Linked DNA regions of Homo sapiens: region 1 is linked to region 2. Evidence: read pairs that join two places in POLR2A ChIA-PET (ENCODE). Cell type or tissue: CD4-positive, alpha-beta T cell. All regions are shown on one strand. Each heading gives the region's core, and the rest is flanking DNA. Links, peaks and the distances in the headings are about the cores only.

Region 1 (8,688 bases), core at 449-8,448, 250 kb before region 2:
TTTTTTCTTTTTTTTTTTTTGAGACGGAGTTTCGCTCTTGTAGCCCAGGCTGGAGTGTAATGGCACCATCTTGGCTCACCGCAACCTCTGCCTCCCAGGTTCAAGCGATTCTCCTGCCTCAGCCTCCCTAGTAGCTGGGATTACAGGCGTGTGCCACCATGCCCAGCTAATTTTGTATTTTTAGTAGAGATGGTGTTTCTTCATGTTGGTCAGGCTGGTCTCAAACTCTCGACCTCAGGTGATCCGCCCACCTCAGCCTCCCAAAGTGCCGGGATTACAAGCGTGAGGCACCGTGCTCGGGCCTGGGCATTAATTTTTAAAGATAATACACTCCCCTGGGTAATTCTAACATGCAGACACAGTAGAGAACCACTGGTCTTGGGCATCACATGATAGGTACTGGGGGCACAGAGGTCAATAACACAGTGCCTGCCTTCCAGGAACTTACCATTTAAGTAAGTAGAGTCAGGCCAGGCAAGGTGGTGCATGCCTATAATCCCACCACTTTGGGAAGCCAAGGCGGGCAGACTGCTTGAGCTCAGGAATTCGAGACCAGCCTGGGCAACATCGTGAAACCCCATCTCTACTAAAAAGTCCAAAAATTAGCTGGGCATGTTGACTCACACCTGTAGTCCCAGCTACTCAGGAGGCTGAGGTGGGAGGATCACCTGAACCTGGGGAGGTGGAGACTGCAGTGAGCCGAGAATAAACCACTACACTCCAGCCTGGGTGACAGAGAGACCCCCATCTCAAAACAAACAAACAAAAAAAAAGCAAGCACAGGTAGAGGGCATTGGCAAAATGCTCTGTCAAATACAGGATGGTGCTTACCAAGAGGGATAAGTGATCCCAGAGAGCTATATAAAGTTTTACCTGTGTTAGCAAGGCTTGATTTCTACAGATGGGTACTCAGGTACTGAACTGTTCTTTATAGTTTTTGTAGGCCTTATATATTGTGCAGGGTTTTTTTTTTTTTTTTTTTTGAGACAGAATTTCACTCTTGTTGCCCAGGCTGGAGTGCAATGGCGTGATCTTGGCTCACTGCAACCTCTGCCTCCTGGATTGAAGCAATTCTCCTGCCTCAGCCTCCCGAGTAGATGGGATTACAGGTATGCACCACCACGCCTGGCTAATTTTGTATTTTTAGTAGAGACGGGGTTTCTCCGTGTTGGTCAGGCTGGTCTCAAACTCCAGACCTCAGGCGATTTGCCCGCCTCGGCCTCCTGAGCCACTGTGCCCTTTTTTTTTTTTTTTTTTGAGACAGAGTCTCTCTCTGTCACTCAGGCTGGAATGCAGTGGCACAATCTTGGCTCACTGCAATCTCCGCCTCCCGGGTTCAAGCAATTCTCCTGCCTCAGCCTCCTGAGTAGCTGGGACTACAGGTGCCCGCCACCACGCCCAGCTAATTTTTGTATTTTTTAGTAGAGACAGGGTTTCACCATATTGGCCAGGCTGGTCTCGAACTCCTGACCTTGTGATCCGCCAGCCTCGGCCTCCCAAAGTGCTGGGATTACAGGTGTGAGCCACCGCGCCCAGCTATACTTTTTTTTTTTTTTTTTTTTTGAGATGGAGTTCACTGTCAACTAGGCTGGAGTGCAGTGGTGTGATCTCGGCTCAATGCAACCTCTGCCTCCCAGGTTCTAAAGTGATTCTCTTGCCTCTGCCTCCCAAATAGCTGGGACTACAGGTACCCACTGCCATGCCTGGCTAATTTTTTATATTTTTAGTAGAGACGGGGTTTCACCATGGTTGCCAGGATGGTCTCGATCTCCTGACCTCGTGATCTGCCCGCCTTGGCCTCCCAAAGTGCTGGGATTACAGGCGTGAGCCACCACGCCCGGCCTTTTTTTTAAAGGTAAAATAACAATGGCCTTTAGTCAATGAAGTCATCATAGAAGTTATTTAAGGTGCGTCTTGAAGCTTGATTAGGTAGTAGTTTTCTGAAGGAACAATCTTTAAGATATAGTCTGAAAGATGAACAGGAGGAGTTGAGGGGAAAAGTATGAGGCAAAGGGAAGGGTGTGTGCAAAGGTCTGAAAGCAAAAAATAGCATATGGTGCCTTAGAGAAACTGAAAGAAAGCCAAGAGCAAGGCAGAGAAAAAAGAATAAAGTAGAGGTTCTCAAAGTGCCATCCCTGGTCTAGCAGCAACAGAATCACAGAGGAACTTGTTAGAAATGCACATTCTTGGGCCCCACTCCAGACCTACTGAATGAGAAAGACACAGGGGATGGGAGCTGAGAGGGAACAGCAATCTGTGTTTCTGATGTCTAACATTAAAGATTCTGGATTTCAGGCCGGGTGAGGTGGCTCACGCCTATAATCCCAGCACCTTGGGAGGCCAAGGCAGGTGGATCACCTGAGATCAGGAGTTTGAGATCAGCCTGGCCAACCTGGTGAAACCCGTCTCTACTAAAAATACAAAAATTACGTGGGCGTGGTAGAGGGCGCCTGTAATCCCAGCTACTCGGGAGGCTGAGGCAGGAGAATCACTTCAACCTGGGAGGCTGAGGTTGCAGTGAGCTGAGATCGTGCCATTGCACTCCAGCCTGGGCAACAGAGTGAGACTCAGTATCCAAAAATAAATAAATAAATTAGTTGGGCGTAGTGGCGAGCACCTGTAAACCCAGCTACTCGGGAGACTGAGGCAGAAGAATCACTTGAACCCAGGAGGTGGAGGCTGCAGTGAACCAAGATCGTGCCATTGCACTCCAGCCTGGGCAACAAGAGTGTGAAACTCTCTCTCCCCCCAAAAAAAAAAAAAAAAAAATTCTGGATTTTATTCTAAGATTAACAAAAAAATAATTGAGAGGTTTAAATATAGGGATAACATGATCAGGATAATAGCACCCAAATGGCTTGGCATCAATAACTGAGCACAGACTCCTCAAAATTTAATTTTTGTAATATTCAAGGGTCACAATCATAATGCCTTTAGGGCCAGGAAGGTAACGTGAATGAGTAAGGAGAGCAATGTGAAATCTGAGGGGCTGCTCTCCAGCCAGCCTGGAATCTGCTCTGGTGCCAATAGGTACCTCATAAACATTTGTTTAGTGAAGCAATGCACTGGCAAACCTAGGGATCCTTTAACACGACTGGTTAAGAAAGGAGAGGGCTCTTGTAGGGAATCCAACTTGTCATTTCTTCAGATGGGGCTGCTTCCTAGCCTGCGTAGGCAAATCTGGCATCAAACCAAAATTTCAAAGAATAACCACTTTTTGATGCCTGCCCAAGTAGCAAAGGGATAAAAAGCAATTCAAAAAACAAGATGCCAATAACCCAGCCAGCTTACCTCCCACATGGAGCTTCTACCACTGAGCAAATGACCCATTTGGATGAATCTTTAGAAAAAGCCCAAACGTGGGAATGTTCCTTGTGATAGCCTTCCCAGGAACAACCATCCCCTGGGCCTAAAAGGCTGCCAACACCTTCACCTTCACTTCAGTGGGTCAGATAAGAAGTTCTTAAGATTCCCAACCCTTACAAGGCATGTAGCATCTCTGGATACAAGCCTTCTCAGGACCAAAAAAAAAAAAAAAAAAAGAAGCCAAATACAGATCTATCAAAAGGTCACCAGAAGCAAGCAAAAACTTTTTGGAATGAAGCAACTTACAGCACTGACAGAAATCCACCGATTTGGGTTCTTGACACAATAGCACCTCACCCAGATTTAGCCACAGACCACAGATGATGAGGGAGTGGTTACACATTCTGACTGAATCAGGTTAAAAAGCACATTCCAATGAAGTTCAGGATGCAGAAAAGGATTGCAACAGACACTAATGAGAAGGGAACAAAGAGTGATCACTTTATTAAGGCACTTCCTTCCCCCAATTCCTCAGTTGAGAAAGTCAACAATCTCAGACGTCCTATCTGCATTCTGGCCTCAGAAGCCTGAACACCAGGTACTAAGGGACTCTGCAGACCTTGCCCTATTGAGGTGTCTCAGAGACCTTCAGGGGAATCCATGGGAGGCTTCATGATGAAGAGAGTTCCCGCCTTCTGCCTATTTCTTAGAGATCCTGAAACCATTTCTCTCAGGTCAGAATAAATGAAGACACAGGCTTTACATCCAAGTAGAGTCAAAATTCCAAAAGATTCTTATCTGGGTATGTGGCTGAATTTCCATTTCCTAACTGAAGCAGGATTTGTCATGGTGGGTTTGCTACCCACCATCTTACTAGATGACTAGATTTCAGAGTAGCCTATTTTATTTCTGTGCCCAGCAGATTAACTTTCAGAGGCTGAGTAACTTGCCCACAGAGCTAAGACTAACAGTAAAGGTTCCTACAACCACCTAGTATGGTGTTAACTGCCTTTCAGGTATAAAGCACAGTCCCAATGCCCTCTGAGGCGATGATTACAAAGGCTGACATTTATGGAGTGCCTACAATGTGCAGTGCTCGTGTGCACTCTCTAGTAACCTATTTAATGTTCACCACCACCCCTATGAAACAGAGTTGGTGGCAGAAGCTAGAGCCAGGAACTCTGGCTCTAGAGCCCAAGTTCTTAATCACTAGACTATACTGCCTGTCTCAGGATATGGTCAGTCCATCCCATAAATAAGTACCTGATTCCATAACTTAAGCACCTGGGCATCAAGTACTCTACCAAAAATAAAAAAAAAAAGTATTCACACAAAATCACCACCAGAAAAACTGCTTTTGCTCCAGCCACGCTCAATGTGACAATGCATGCTGAATTGCTCCAGGATCCTACCTTGTAGCTAAACATTAAGCCAAAAACCTAAAAATTAAGCCTGTAAGAGTAAAGTCAAGAAACTGATATTTTTCTCAACTTTGATGGAGAGCAGACAGTGCTTCTGATATCTCCATCTTCTCTGCCCCTCATGTGGGTCCATGTCTAAAAGCACAAGACTTAAAAAGACAAAAACAAACTAAACAGATCACAAACCTATTCCCTGGGCAGGGAGACAGAACAGACATCTACAAGTCAGCCTTTAAGTTCCTTGAATTCAAGAAATAACTTATTCATTTAGGTCAAAATTAGCTAAACTTCCAACCAGAAACTAACTAGTTTGCATTGGTTTCCTCTCTGCCCCTATCACCTTTCAGAAGGTGCAGAAATACTCACAGGCAAGCTGGAGGGTCTTGACTGAAGGCTCAGGTTCATATCTTCTTGCCCTCCCTTACTGGAGGTCATTGAGGGGGCTGAGGATGCCTGAGACCCAAATGAATCTTGAGATAGCTCCTACAACAAGAAAAACAAAAGCTGTGATGGCCTGGTATTGATAAACCAGGCAGGCTTACTTCACTGTGAAAGGGTTATGGGACTGTCTCTCATGAGTGTGAGAGAAAGTCCAGTTGCGAAAAGTATTATGTGAAGGCCAGAAAAATCCAAGCTGTGACTGGTAAGAATGTCAACAGTGGACTCTTTCTGACAGAATTGTCACCCATTTATTGCTGCCTACAGAGGGCTGTTTCTTGGGGTTAAATGCTAATGTCTGGCCAACTTCAAGTTAAATCTATCAAGGAATGAGACCAATGAAACCACAAAAAAATCATGCTAGAACCTCTGCATTAAAATGAGTACTGCTTCATTCAAAGACATCACCTTGGGATGAGATATTTATTCCAACAGTGCCACCAATACATAAACTTTTTAGTGGACCTGTCATCACTCAGTCATCTCTTTTCTTTGGGCTCTACAAAAATAAAGCCCCAAATGCTATTTTAGGCTCTATTACCTACATCTTGTTCACCAGACATAACTCCAAATGAATTTTTGCTATTTCCCCAAACAAAATCCACCCACAAAAAATAAGATTTGCCACCACTGAGAGTATTCTAAAGAATGTGGTATCAGCTCTGGTGGCAATTCCAAATGAAGGGATCCAAGTATTTTGAGCGATAGCAGAATGGAATGGCAGTTGGAGTGAATGTACAGTACTGCCTCTCAAAGTGACTGTTTTGAAAAAAGACCAACTCACTTAGATGCTGAAGTTCTGATGTTGATTTACAAAATAAAATAAAATAAAATAAAATAAAAAAACCAGTCCCATTATCTTTAATTTCTTATCCATCTATGCAACTTTCCATTGCCCTATTTCTTCATCATTAAGGAGAGCTACAGGTCTTTATGCAGTTAAGGAGGTTATGCCTTTATTAGTTCAATCAATCCAGTTATCATGTTTACCCAGAGTTTAATTGGTCTTTAAGTGCACGTTAGAGAACCACTCTGTACAGCAAAGTTCTCATGACACTAACCCCCAAGCTGTCTGTAGTCACACACAGGGAAGGGCAGGAGGCAGGGATATCTTACCTGCGGTGGAGGGAAGCGCTGCTGGGAATAGGCAGTTTGCTGGGACTGCTGAGACTGGGGCTGAGGATACGCAGCCTGCTGGGAGAGCGTCGAGGGTGCTGGCTGCTGAGGTTGCTGCTGCTGGTAAGGAGACTGAGCCTGTGGCTGTGAGTAGGGGGGCTGGCTCTGGGGGTGCTGCTGTGTCGTCGACTGCTGGGAGGGGTATGGAGCCGGGGACTGCTGATGTGGAGGCTGGGATGGCTGCTGGGAGTATGGAGGCTGAGAGGACTGGAGCTGTGGTGGTTGAGACTGTGGCTGCTGCTGATACGAAGGTTGGGCATGAGGGGTCTGGGACGGTGGTTGCTGGGAGTAGGGTGGCTGCTGCTGCTGAGGGTGAGGACTTTGCTGGTTGTAATATGGAGTCTGGCCCTGTTGACCATACCCGCTGGGGCCTTGTTGTCCATAAGGAGGAATCTGTAGGAAAGGAAAATATACTTTTAGCACTGACTCTCCTGCATGAGGAAAGATGAAGTGTTTTGTGAGAAGCTATGCACTGATGATGAGTATAGAAAGCAAGCATGCAAGGCCTCATACTTAGGAGGCCCAGGGTTTTTCTCTCACCCTGCCTAAACTGAGCCAGGAAGGACGGCCAAGCTGGGTTTTTAGGTGGTTTGTTTACAAGTGGACTACATTTATCCACTGAAAATTTACACTATTTACTATTTGGGCAACATAAGTTTGAGAGCAGCTGTTTCTACCAGTGAGCCTAACTCTTTTTATCACGGCCTAGACTGTTTTTATAAGTGTTAGGAATCTGTACCCTAACCACAATGAATAGTCAATAGCAGCCTGGCTCAACCAACTGAAAACCTAAGGTTTAGTAATTCAGACAGTGTGAAAATCACTAAGCTACTTTGGTTCTCTCTTTCATTTAGTTTTCATTCAAAAAAAATATTTGACAGCCTACTCAATTACTTGTACCAGGCACTATTTTAGGCACTGGGGATATATTTAGTAAGCAGGCAAAAAAATAAAAAAAATAAATAAAATTACCTCATCTCTCCTCTATTGGAAAAAAGAGACAATTTTCTATATTAAAGGCGTACTTTGCTTTAAAGTCTTAGAAGTAAAATTTGTTTTATATTCTCTCCCTATTTTCAGTATGAGTATCACTCAAAGATAAATGATAGAAAACTTTGTCAATACAAAAATGACAATAAAGAGATAATGATGTGAATGGTTCGACAAAAAGAGATGGATAAGGGGAAATCTTAACATTTGTATCAATGCTGTTAACATCTTTTCTGTTTAATCTTCCCCTTTTCTTCTACTCCCAGTCACATTCATTTTGAACCAGAAGGCAGATATGTTAAAGGTATTCAGAAGCATAAAGGGCCTCTTCCGTCACCAGGGCACATGATATGAATGGTTTTCCTAATAGTAGCAGTGCCTACATGTTCAGCCACTGCCTTTCATCCCATCTCATTCAGAGATGACCACTCACTAGGTATAAGCTGGCCAGTCAGGTCAAGAGAAAAAGAGATACGTACCTGTGACCAGGGAGTAAGTAGTTTTCCTTGGAGCACACATGGAACGGTGCCTATAGCTTTGGCTTTGTTAGTAGCACTCTGTAATTAACTGAGCCAACAGGTCTACATTCCTGTCAAGAGGCTTGGAAGCCAAGGATACATTCTGATTCTATAGCTCACAGATCAGATTTTGGACAGCAACAAGGGTCAAGGTAATCACAATCACCATCTACCTGCTGTGTATAAGAGAGGCCGCCCATGGCACTCTGCGCCCGGCCCTGCATGGTCATCGGGTACCGCTGCGGGGTCTGGGACCCGTATGGCTGCCCTGGGTACCCATGTCCTTGCTGCGGTCCTGACGGAGGTCCCTGTTGCTGCGAGTATGGGTTAGTCCCGCCATATGGCTGAGGTCTCATCTTGCCCATCTGATCCATTGGACTGGATGGCTACAAAATAAAGAGCATTTCATTAACCTGAGCTTTGATGGCCTCTGGCCACTGAATATATAACCCAAGTACACAGGTTTTTTTAGTCTGTATGCTATAAAGAAATACAGTTACTTTGAAAGAGCAATGAGACCAACCTAGTAACCTTTAAGTCAACTGACCCGCCTCAGAACCCTAATTTTGTCATTTGAAAAATGAAAATACCACCTATTTGTGAAAACACCTTGTAAGCTAAAAACTACTTTGTAACTGTGGTACTGCTTGAGATCCAAGGGACAGGCCGGGTATAAACAAAGGCCCTTCAGTTGGTAGAGGACGGTGCTGCTATGCACTGCCATCACCTTGTTACACACCAAAATTGATGCTTCAATACCATGACGGGGAATTCAAATACACAAACATCTAGATGTTTCTATTCTTCCAATAGTGGAAACTCCCCTTACACATCTATAG
Region 2 (8,688 bases), core at 169-8,168:
TCCTGTAATCCCAGCGCTTAAGGAGGCTGAGGCAGGAGGATTGTTTGAGTTCAAGACCAGCCTAGGCGACATGGTTAAGACTCCGTCTCTACAAAAAATCTAAAAATTAGCTGGGCGTCATGACACATGTCTGTAATCCCAGCTATTCAGGAGGCTGAAGTGGGAGTATCACCTGAGCTCAGAGACTGAAGCTGCAGTGAGCAGTGTTCATGCCACTGAACTCCAGGCTGGGTGACAGAGCCGGACTCTTATCTCAAAAACAAAACAAAACAAAACACACACACACAGAATGAAGGGATTACGGATATTATAAGTATCTAATATGGAAACTATATAAAGAACTCAGGCTTGGTGTGGTGGCTCATGCCACTAATCCCCAGCACTTTGGGAGGCTAAGGAGGGCAGATCACTTGAGGCCAGGAGTTTGAGATCAGCCTGGCCAACATGGTGAAACCCCGTCTCTACTAAAAATACAAAAATTAGGCCAGGGTTGGTGGCTCATGCCTGTATCCCAGCACTTTGGGAGGCCGAGGTGGGCGGATCACCTGAAGTCAGGGGTTCAAGACCAGCCTGGTCAACATGGCGAAACCCCATCTCTACTAAAAAATACAAAAATTAGCTGGGTGTGGTGGCAGACACCTGTAATCCCAGCTACTCGGGAGGCTGAGGCAGGATAATTGCTTGAACCCAGGAGGCGGAGGTTACAGTGAGCTGAGATCGCACCACTGCACTCCAGCCTGGGTGACACGGGGGAGACTCCATCTCCAAAAAAAGGCTCGGTAGCTCAAGGCTGTAATCCCAGCACTTTGGGAGGTGGGCAGATTACCTAAGGTCAGGAGTTCAAGACCAGCCTGGCCAACATGGTGAAACCCTGGTCTCTACTAAAAATACAAAAATTAGCCGGGCATGGTGGCAGGCGCCTGTAATCCCAGCTACTTGGAAGGCTGAAACAGGAGAATCACTTGAACCTGGGAGGCGGAGGTTGCAGTAAGCTGAGATCCCGCTACTACACTCCAGCCTGGTGACAGAGCAAGACTTGGTCTCAAAAAAAATTATCTGGGCACGGTGGCGCACGCCTGTAATCCCAACTGCTCGGAAGACTGAGGCATAAGAATCTCTTGAACCCGGGAGGCGGAGTTTGCAATGAATGAAGATTGCACCACTGCACTCCAGCCTGGGGGACGGAGTTGAGATTCTGCCTCAAAAACCCCGCCCAAACAAAAAACTAGCTGGACATGGTGCTGTGTGCGCCTGTAGTCCTGGCTACAAGGGGGGATTGTTTGAGCCCAGATCAACACTGCAGTGAGCTGTGTTTGCACAACTACACTCCAGCCTGGGAGACACAGTTAGATCCTGTCTCAAAAATCAAAAACCAAAAACTACACACACACACACATATATATACATAAAGAACTCTGAGGCCAGGGGCAGGGGCTCACGCCTGTAATCACAGTACTTTGGGAGGCTGAGGTGGGCGGATCATCTGAGGTCAGAAGTTCAAGATCAGCCTGGCCAACATTGCAAAACCCTGTCTCTACTAAAAATACAAAAATTAGCCAGGCGTGGTTGTGCATTGCCTGTAATCCCAGCTACTTGGGAGGCTGAGGCATAAGAATCTCTTGAGCCTGAGAGGCAGAGGTTGCAGTGAGCCGAGATTGCACCATTGCACTCTAGCTTGGGGGACACAGCGAGACCGTCTGAAAATAAAAGAAAAGAAAGAATAGAAAAGGTGGCTCATGCCTGTAATCCCAGCATTTTGGAAGGCCGAGGCAGGCGGATCACCTGAGGTCAGGAGTTCGAGACCAGCCTGGCCAATATGGTGAATCCCCGTCTCTACTAAAAATAGAAAAAAATTAGCCGGGCACAGTTGTGGTCATCTGTAATCCCGGCTACTCTGGAGGCTGAGACAGGGAGAACTGCTTGAACCCAGGAGGCAGAGGATGCAGTGAGCTGAGATCATGCCACTGCACTCCAGCCTGGGTGACAGAGCAAGACTCACTCTAAAAAAAAAAAAAAAAAGAAAGAAAAGTAAGAGAAAAGAACTCTTACACTTCAACAATAAAAACAACCCACAAAGAATACTTTCCTGAGAAGCATGTTAAACACACACACACACTCCCTAATTATAACTTGGCAAAGGATGTGAATAGACACTTCTTTAAAAAAAGATGCACAGGCTGGGCACAGTGGCTCACACCTGTAATCCCAGCACTTTGGGATACTGAGGTGGGCAGATCACCTGAGGTCAGGAGTTCAAGACCAGCCTGGTGGCCAACATGGTGAAACCCCTCTCTATAAAAATACAAAAATTAGCTGGGCATGATGTTGGGTGCGTGTAATCCCAGCTACTCAGGAGGCTGAGGCAGGAGAATCACTTGAACCCGGGAGGCGGAGGTTGCAGTGAGCTGAGATCGCGCCATTGCACTCCAGCCTGGGCGAGAGAGCAAGACTGTCTCAAAAAAAAAAAAAAAAAAAAAAAAAGCCAGTACGGTGGCTCCCACTCATGCCTGTAATCCTAGCACTTTGGGAGGCCAAGGCAGGCGGATCACAACGACAAGGTCAGGAGTTCCAGACCAGCCTGGCCAATATGGTGAAACCCTGTCTCTACTAAAAATACAAAAATTAGCCAGGTGTGGTGGCGGGCACCTGTAGTCCCAGCTACTCGGGAGGCTGAGGCAGGAGAATCACTTGAATCCAGGAGGCAGAGGTTGCAGTGACCAGAGATTGCACCACTGCACTCCAGCCTGGGAGACAGAGCAAGACTCTGTCTCAAAAAATAAAAAATAATAAATAAATAAATGAGGCCAGGCATGGTGGCTCACACTTGTAACCCCAGCACTTTGGGAGGCCAAGGTGGGCAGATCACCTGAGGTCAGGAATTTGAGGCCAGTCTGGCCAACATGATGAAACCCTGTCTCTACTAAAAATACAAACAATTAGCCGGGTGTGGTGGTGGGCACACGTAATCCCAGCTACTCGGGAGGCTGAGGCAGCAGAATCGCCCAGGAGGGGGAGGCTGCAGTGAGCTGAGATCACGCCACTGCACTCCAGCCTGGGTGACAAAAGCAATACTGTCTTAAAAAGAAAGAAAAGGCCGGGCAAGGTGGCTCACACCTGTAACCCCAGTACTTTGGGAGGCCAAGGCAGGTGATCACCTGAGGTCGGGAGTTCAAGACCAGCCTGACCAACATGGAGAAACCCCGTCTCTACTAAAAATACAAAAAATTAGCCATGCATGGTGGCACATGCCTGTAATCCCAGCTACTTGGGAGGCTGAGGCAGAATAATTGCTTGAACCTGGGAGGAGGAGGTTGCAGTGAGCCGAGATCATGTGACTGCACTCCAGCCTGGGCAACGAGAGCGAAGTTCCGTCTCAAAAAAAGAAAGAAAGAAAGAAAAAAGTACGAGTTACCATATGACCCAGCAATTTCATTCCTAGGTATGTGCCCAAATGAGCTAAAAACATATGCCTACAAAAACTTCTATATGATATTTGTAGCAGCATTATTCACAATAGTCCCAAAGTGGAAATCACCCAAATGTACATCAACTGATGAGTAAATAAAATGTGACTTATCCAATGTGATATATCCATACAATGGAATGTTATTTGGCAGTACAAGTTATCAAATACATATGATACGGATGAACCTTGAAAACATGCTAAGTGAAAGAAACCAGTCGTGAAAAAACACAGATTGATTCCATTTAGATGAAATATCCAGAAAAGGTCTAGAGAGACAGAAAGTAATTAGTGATTGTCTAGGGATGGGGGAGGAAGAAATGGGGAGTTAACTGCTAATGGGCATGGAGCTTTTTGGGGGTGATGAAAATATTCAGAGGCTGGGCAGGGTAGTTCATGCCTATAATCCCAGAACTTTGGGAGGCCAAGGTGGGCAGATCACTTGAGGTCAGGAGTTCAAGACTCTAGCCTGGGCAACATGGCAAAACCCTGTCTCTACCAAAAACACAAAAAATTAGCCAGGCATGGTGTGTGCCTGTAGTCCTAGCTATTTGGGAGGCTGAGGTGGGAGCTTGAGCCTGGGAGGTAGATGCTGCGGTGAGCAATAAGCTGAGATCATACCACTGCAATCCAGCCTGGGTGACACAGTGAGACACCCCCATCTCAAAAAAAAAAAAAATATATATATATATATATATATATATATATATATATATATACACATATATTTATATATATATACACATATATTTATATATATATACACATATATTTATATATATATATATACACACACACACACGTATATATTCCAGAATTAGATAGTGGCAATAGTTGCACAATGTTGTGAATGTACTAAAACCACTGTAGTATATGCTTTAAAATTGTGAATTTTGGCTGGGTGTGGTGGCCAGCACTTTGGTAGGCCAGGGTGGGAGGACTGCTTTGTGCCCAGGAGTTGAATACCAGGCTGGGCAACACAAGACTCCATCTCTTAAAATAATGATATAGTGGTGACTTTTTTTTTCCCCAAGAGCGTTAAGTATATTTATTTTTTAAATTTTATTATTATTATACTTTAAGTTTTAGGGTACATGTGCACAACGTGCAGGTTACATACGTATACATGTGCCATGTTGGTGTGCTGCACCCATTAACTCGTCATTTAGCATTACGTATATCTCCTAATGCTATCCCTCCCCCCAAAGTGGTGACTTTTAATGGTATATGATTATTTCTCAATTTAAAGAAGGGGAGGGGTAATTCTCAGCAGTGTTAACTGCTGCAATGAATCAGGCCAGGCCTGAAGAGACCGTGCAGCAGGCTGTCCACACAACAGCCATTTTCCTCTATCATCATCCCTCCTCTATTGAATTCCAACAATTCTGACTGGTCTAGGCAGATTCTGTGGTTTCATTCCTCTTGCTATGATTGGTTTAGGAGTGGAGAGGCAATCCAGATCTGCCCAGTGAAACACAGGCTGCTGGGGTGCTTGTAGGAAATATTTCATTCTTCTTAAATGCAGGGAAAAAAGGAGCAGTCCTCCAGCCTCTTGCCATTGGTATGGCAAATTACGATGTCTGGAGCAACTGCCTTGAAGGTGAGGTGGCTGGAGAACATGTTGAGGGCGGCAGAGCAGAAAGACAGGAAGCCCACCTGGGTCCTCACAACTGCCCGACCTCGGGACTTGTATCAGATGAATCCTCTAGTTTGTGCCATTTATGTTACTTTTTTTTTTTTTTTACTTAGAGCCCAAGCATCTGGTGACTTTTCCCGAGATCTTAAGAATGGGCCTGGAGACAGGGCTGGCACTGAGCATGCTACCATGGCTGTCTTAGTGAATGGTCCTTACCACGTTTTGATGTCTGGTTTGGTTTTAGGCCCAGCTACTTTCATGGTCCAGAGCCAGTCAAATCAGTATTTTCCAGGAAGGAAAAAAAGAAAAAAACTCGAAAAAGTTCAAGCTTACCCTACTCATCCTAATTATATGGCAACAAGAAGAGGGCCAGAAAATAAGTAAAAACAGACTATCAAGTTTAACCTCAGCCAGTCGCTTCACATCTGAGCCTCACTCTCGACTACAAAATGGGGCTACACCTGTATCTCATAGGTCTGACTCAAAGATTAAAGAGCATGAGGCAGAGCTGTTAGCATAGCCCAGGGCTTAGCAGACTTGCCACTAACAAAGAACCTCAGCTGTAACTTTCTCAAATTCTGCAACCTCTGCTCAAATACCAGCCCACTACCCCTGACCATTCTAAGATGTCTCTTAAGTTTCCTCTGGAAGAGGACACCGCTTTTAGAATAAAAATTACCCGTCTACAACCTAGAATGAATGACTTCAGCAATAATGAAAGTAAATGGCTGGTAACTGGCTAAATGGACAAATGGTATTTTATCCTGAATAAAAGTCTGTCAGAGATGACTTTTGTCTAGTTGAGGGTCTGAATCCTGACTCTGCTGCTCATTAAATGTACACATAACCTTCAACAAGTTTCATCTGTGCCTGATTCCTCATCCATGAGTGTGATACATATATTACACAAACATCTCAACACTTGAGAGATAATACACAAAAAACCTCAAGAACTTAACAGCGATACTTTTTTGACTAAGGGAATGGACAAAGCAATTAGTCTCCAATTTACTTTATTCCTGTCCAACAATACAGCCAGGTCTGTGAAAGCAAATTCAAGGTGCAAACATGAATTTGTTACCAGTTCCATATTCTAACAAATAACTTCTTGCCATTTCACTTAGAGAAACGTGGGGTTCTCTGCATCTCCAAACTAAAGGAATCAGGAAAGACCCCATTGTCTTTGTTTGCAGGTCTACTTAGGAGCAAAGTGTCATCTACCTTACAAATGGACAACTGTGTACACATTCACAGAGACACTCTCTGACATGAGTCTATTAATTTGCTAATTTTATAGAAGTTGCAAATGCAGATGGAAGTAGAGAGGCTCCTGTCAGCTACCCAGCCAAAACCGCAGATCTACCAAAAATCTGCATTTAATACACTTCATGTATTCGGAGTCATGCAAAAAACAAACACTGCAGGGAATGCTGCATAACCAAGTACAGAAATCACTCCATACTCCCAGCCTTTCACCATCAGCTAAGTCTACTCCTGGAATCCTTCCTAACTGCACCTAGCACTGTGTGTTTTGGAAGCTGACTATAAATCAGTGAAAGATCATCATTAGACTGTACATGGAGTACCTCAAAGCAGAACGTACCCTGTTCCAAGAGACTTGGATAAACCAGGTTACCCCACTTGTGGGAAAAGATCAGAGGCAGCATTCCAAGCCAAACTGTATCCAGCTTTATTAAAGATACTTTCCATAAACAATCATGGTATTTCAGGCAGGACATGGGCAGACAATCGTTAACAGTATACAACAACTTTCAAACTCCCTTCTTCAATGGACTACCAAAAATCAGAAAGCCACTATAAAACCCAATGAAGTCTTCATCTGATGCTCTGAACAGGGAAAGTTTAGAGTGAGGGTTGACATTTCACATTTAGCATGTTGTTTAACAACTTTTCACAAGCCGACCCTGACTTTCAGGAAGTGAAATGAAAATGGCAGAATTTATCTGAAGATCCACAATCTAGAAATGGAACCACTGCTCTTTTGACAGGTGCCATCTCAGTGGCATCACTGGAAAGTCCAGATTGCCTGACACACTGGTAACCAATGACTAGGGGTCAGGTCTCAACAGATGTCTGGGCTTAAGGGAGTTAAGTCTATGCTGAACGATGGAAAGGGAGAAGAGGACATAAAAACAAATTTGTTTTTCTATACCACAAGGCTTTTGTGCCAAGGTGGCCATGTGTGTCAAAGTCAGGGAATCCCTCCTCCTGGGAGCCAAGAGGAAGTCTCTCAAAACTAGAAGGGAAAGGTGTTTTCTCCACATCAATCCAGCTTTGGAGACATTCTATTAGTGACATATGCCCCTTCCCCCAAAAACAACAATGAAGTGTTCTGTGTGCTAACAACATAGCTTTTAAAAAAAAAAAAAAAGTAAAACAAAATTCTGCATTTTTATAAAACTTGATAAAAAATAGTATTTCAAACTGTACAGTCACCAGAAGTACACAGTTATCAAAAATGCACACACTTCACTTGGCATCTCCAGCACCTTCAGCTTTCTGTGCCTAAAAGAAAACAGACAAATTAATGCAATGCGTAGATTTCAAAACTATCTGTGTTCACATTCCACCTACAGCATCACTTTGCTCCCAGGCCAAAGTTCAGGTTTCAGGTACTGAGACTCAGTATTTCTTCTGAGAATGACTTACTAGGTAACTTTGCTAAGTCACCTCTCCTCTGGGCCTCACTGTAAAATTGAGGTAGGAAGAACACCAGAATAAGAGACCTGAGGTTACTCCTAGCTTGAAAACTTCATGTAGTATAAAACACAATGCCCTTCAGCTGACAGTAGAGATTTCAAGAATCCAGGATTTAAGTTAACAGGAAAGCCACAAGCACACTGGACCAAATGGTACATTTGGAGTGATACAAGAAAAGGGCAATTAAATTTTTGATATCAGCAACTAACTGAATGAACAAATCTAACAAAGGGTGAAACAGCAGTTATACCTGGTCTGTTTTGGCATCTCCATTTTCTGCAGGGTTATTCCCCTCCTTGCCAGCATCAGCTTTTCCCTTTTTCCCTTTGGGTACCTTCTCTCCCTTCTGAAAAAGGGGAAAAAATAGAACTGTTTCTCCCCATTTCGTATTACCAAGGTATGGTCTGCAAAGTTCTGCACAAGGTAGGATTGTTTACTCAAGATAAAACACAAACCCTCACCCATTTGACAAGAACAACTGATCAAAACTAGGCTAAATTATCTGTAATTTGCTATAATCTTTAGTACTTAGAATTTCCTAAGTAACAGAAGAATAAATTAGTTTAAACCCTGGGGTATTTAATATTTAAATGCAGATTTTCCTATAAACTAACAACAGAATTCTTGATCAGGAAACCAACGTTATGAATGACACGGACGAGGTAAGCTATCCACACAGTTTATAACCTCCATTAATGGAGGCACCATTATGCTAATTAAGTTAAGGCACTAAGGACAGTCCTCATTCTGTGAAAATGATCAGTTCCAATGTTAGCACTTACCTTTGCAGGGGCCTTTTTAGGCTTGGGCTCTGGCTTTGGAGGAGCAGGTTTCTTTTTTTGGCAGGAAGAGAGGAAAAAGTGAACAT

The links. ChIA-PET counts read pairs that join two places held together with the same protein. Peaks named below come from ENCODE experiments on the same cell type or tissue, not always from the same donor. Only the 100,000 strongest peaks of a DNase experiment are listed, where the experiment ranks them.
Region 1: POLR2A ChIA-PET joins it to region 2 with 5 read pairs; 5 of 35 experiments call an interaction of 5 or more read pairs at or near these places.

Annotation. Positions count from the first base shown.
Region 1 is chr1:26,729,198-26,737,885 of GRCh38, reverse strand. It overlaps ARID1A (AT-rich interaction domain 1A), which reads right to left. Exons shown (of 20, transcript NM_006015.6): 2 at 8,023-8,235; 3 at 6,282-6,734; 4 at 5,094-5,210. Among named protein-coding and RNA genes, the nearest start is that of ARID1A, 38 kb to the right of the region's middle. RefSeq lists an enhancer at 5,905-6,434. In CD4-positive, alpha-beta T cell, for the core only: no CTCF peak of the experiment used is centred there; a DNase peak (open chromatin) is centred at 3,655; H3K27ac peaks cover 1,003 bases.
Region 2 is chr1:26,474,050-26,482,737 of GRCh38, reverse strand. HMGN2 (high mobility group nucleosomal binding domain 2) reads right to left here. Exons shown (of 6, transcript NM_005517.4): 4 at 8,603-8,653; 5 at 8,071-8,166; 6 at 6,096-7,625. The coding sequence ends at 7,590. Among named protein-coding and RNA genes, the nearest start is that of HMGN2, 6.0 kb to the right of the region's middle. RefSeq lists a silencer at 3,594-3,794. In CD4-positive, alpha-beta T cell, for the core only: no CTCF peak of the experiment used is centred there; no DNase peak of the experiment used is centred there.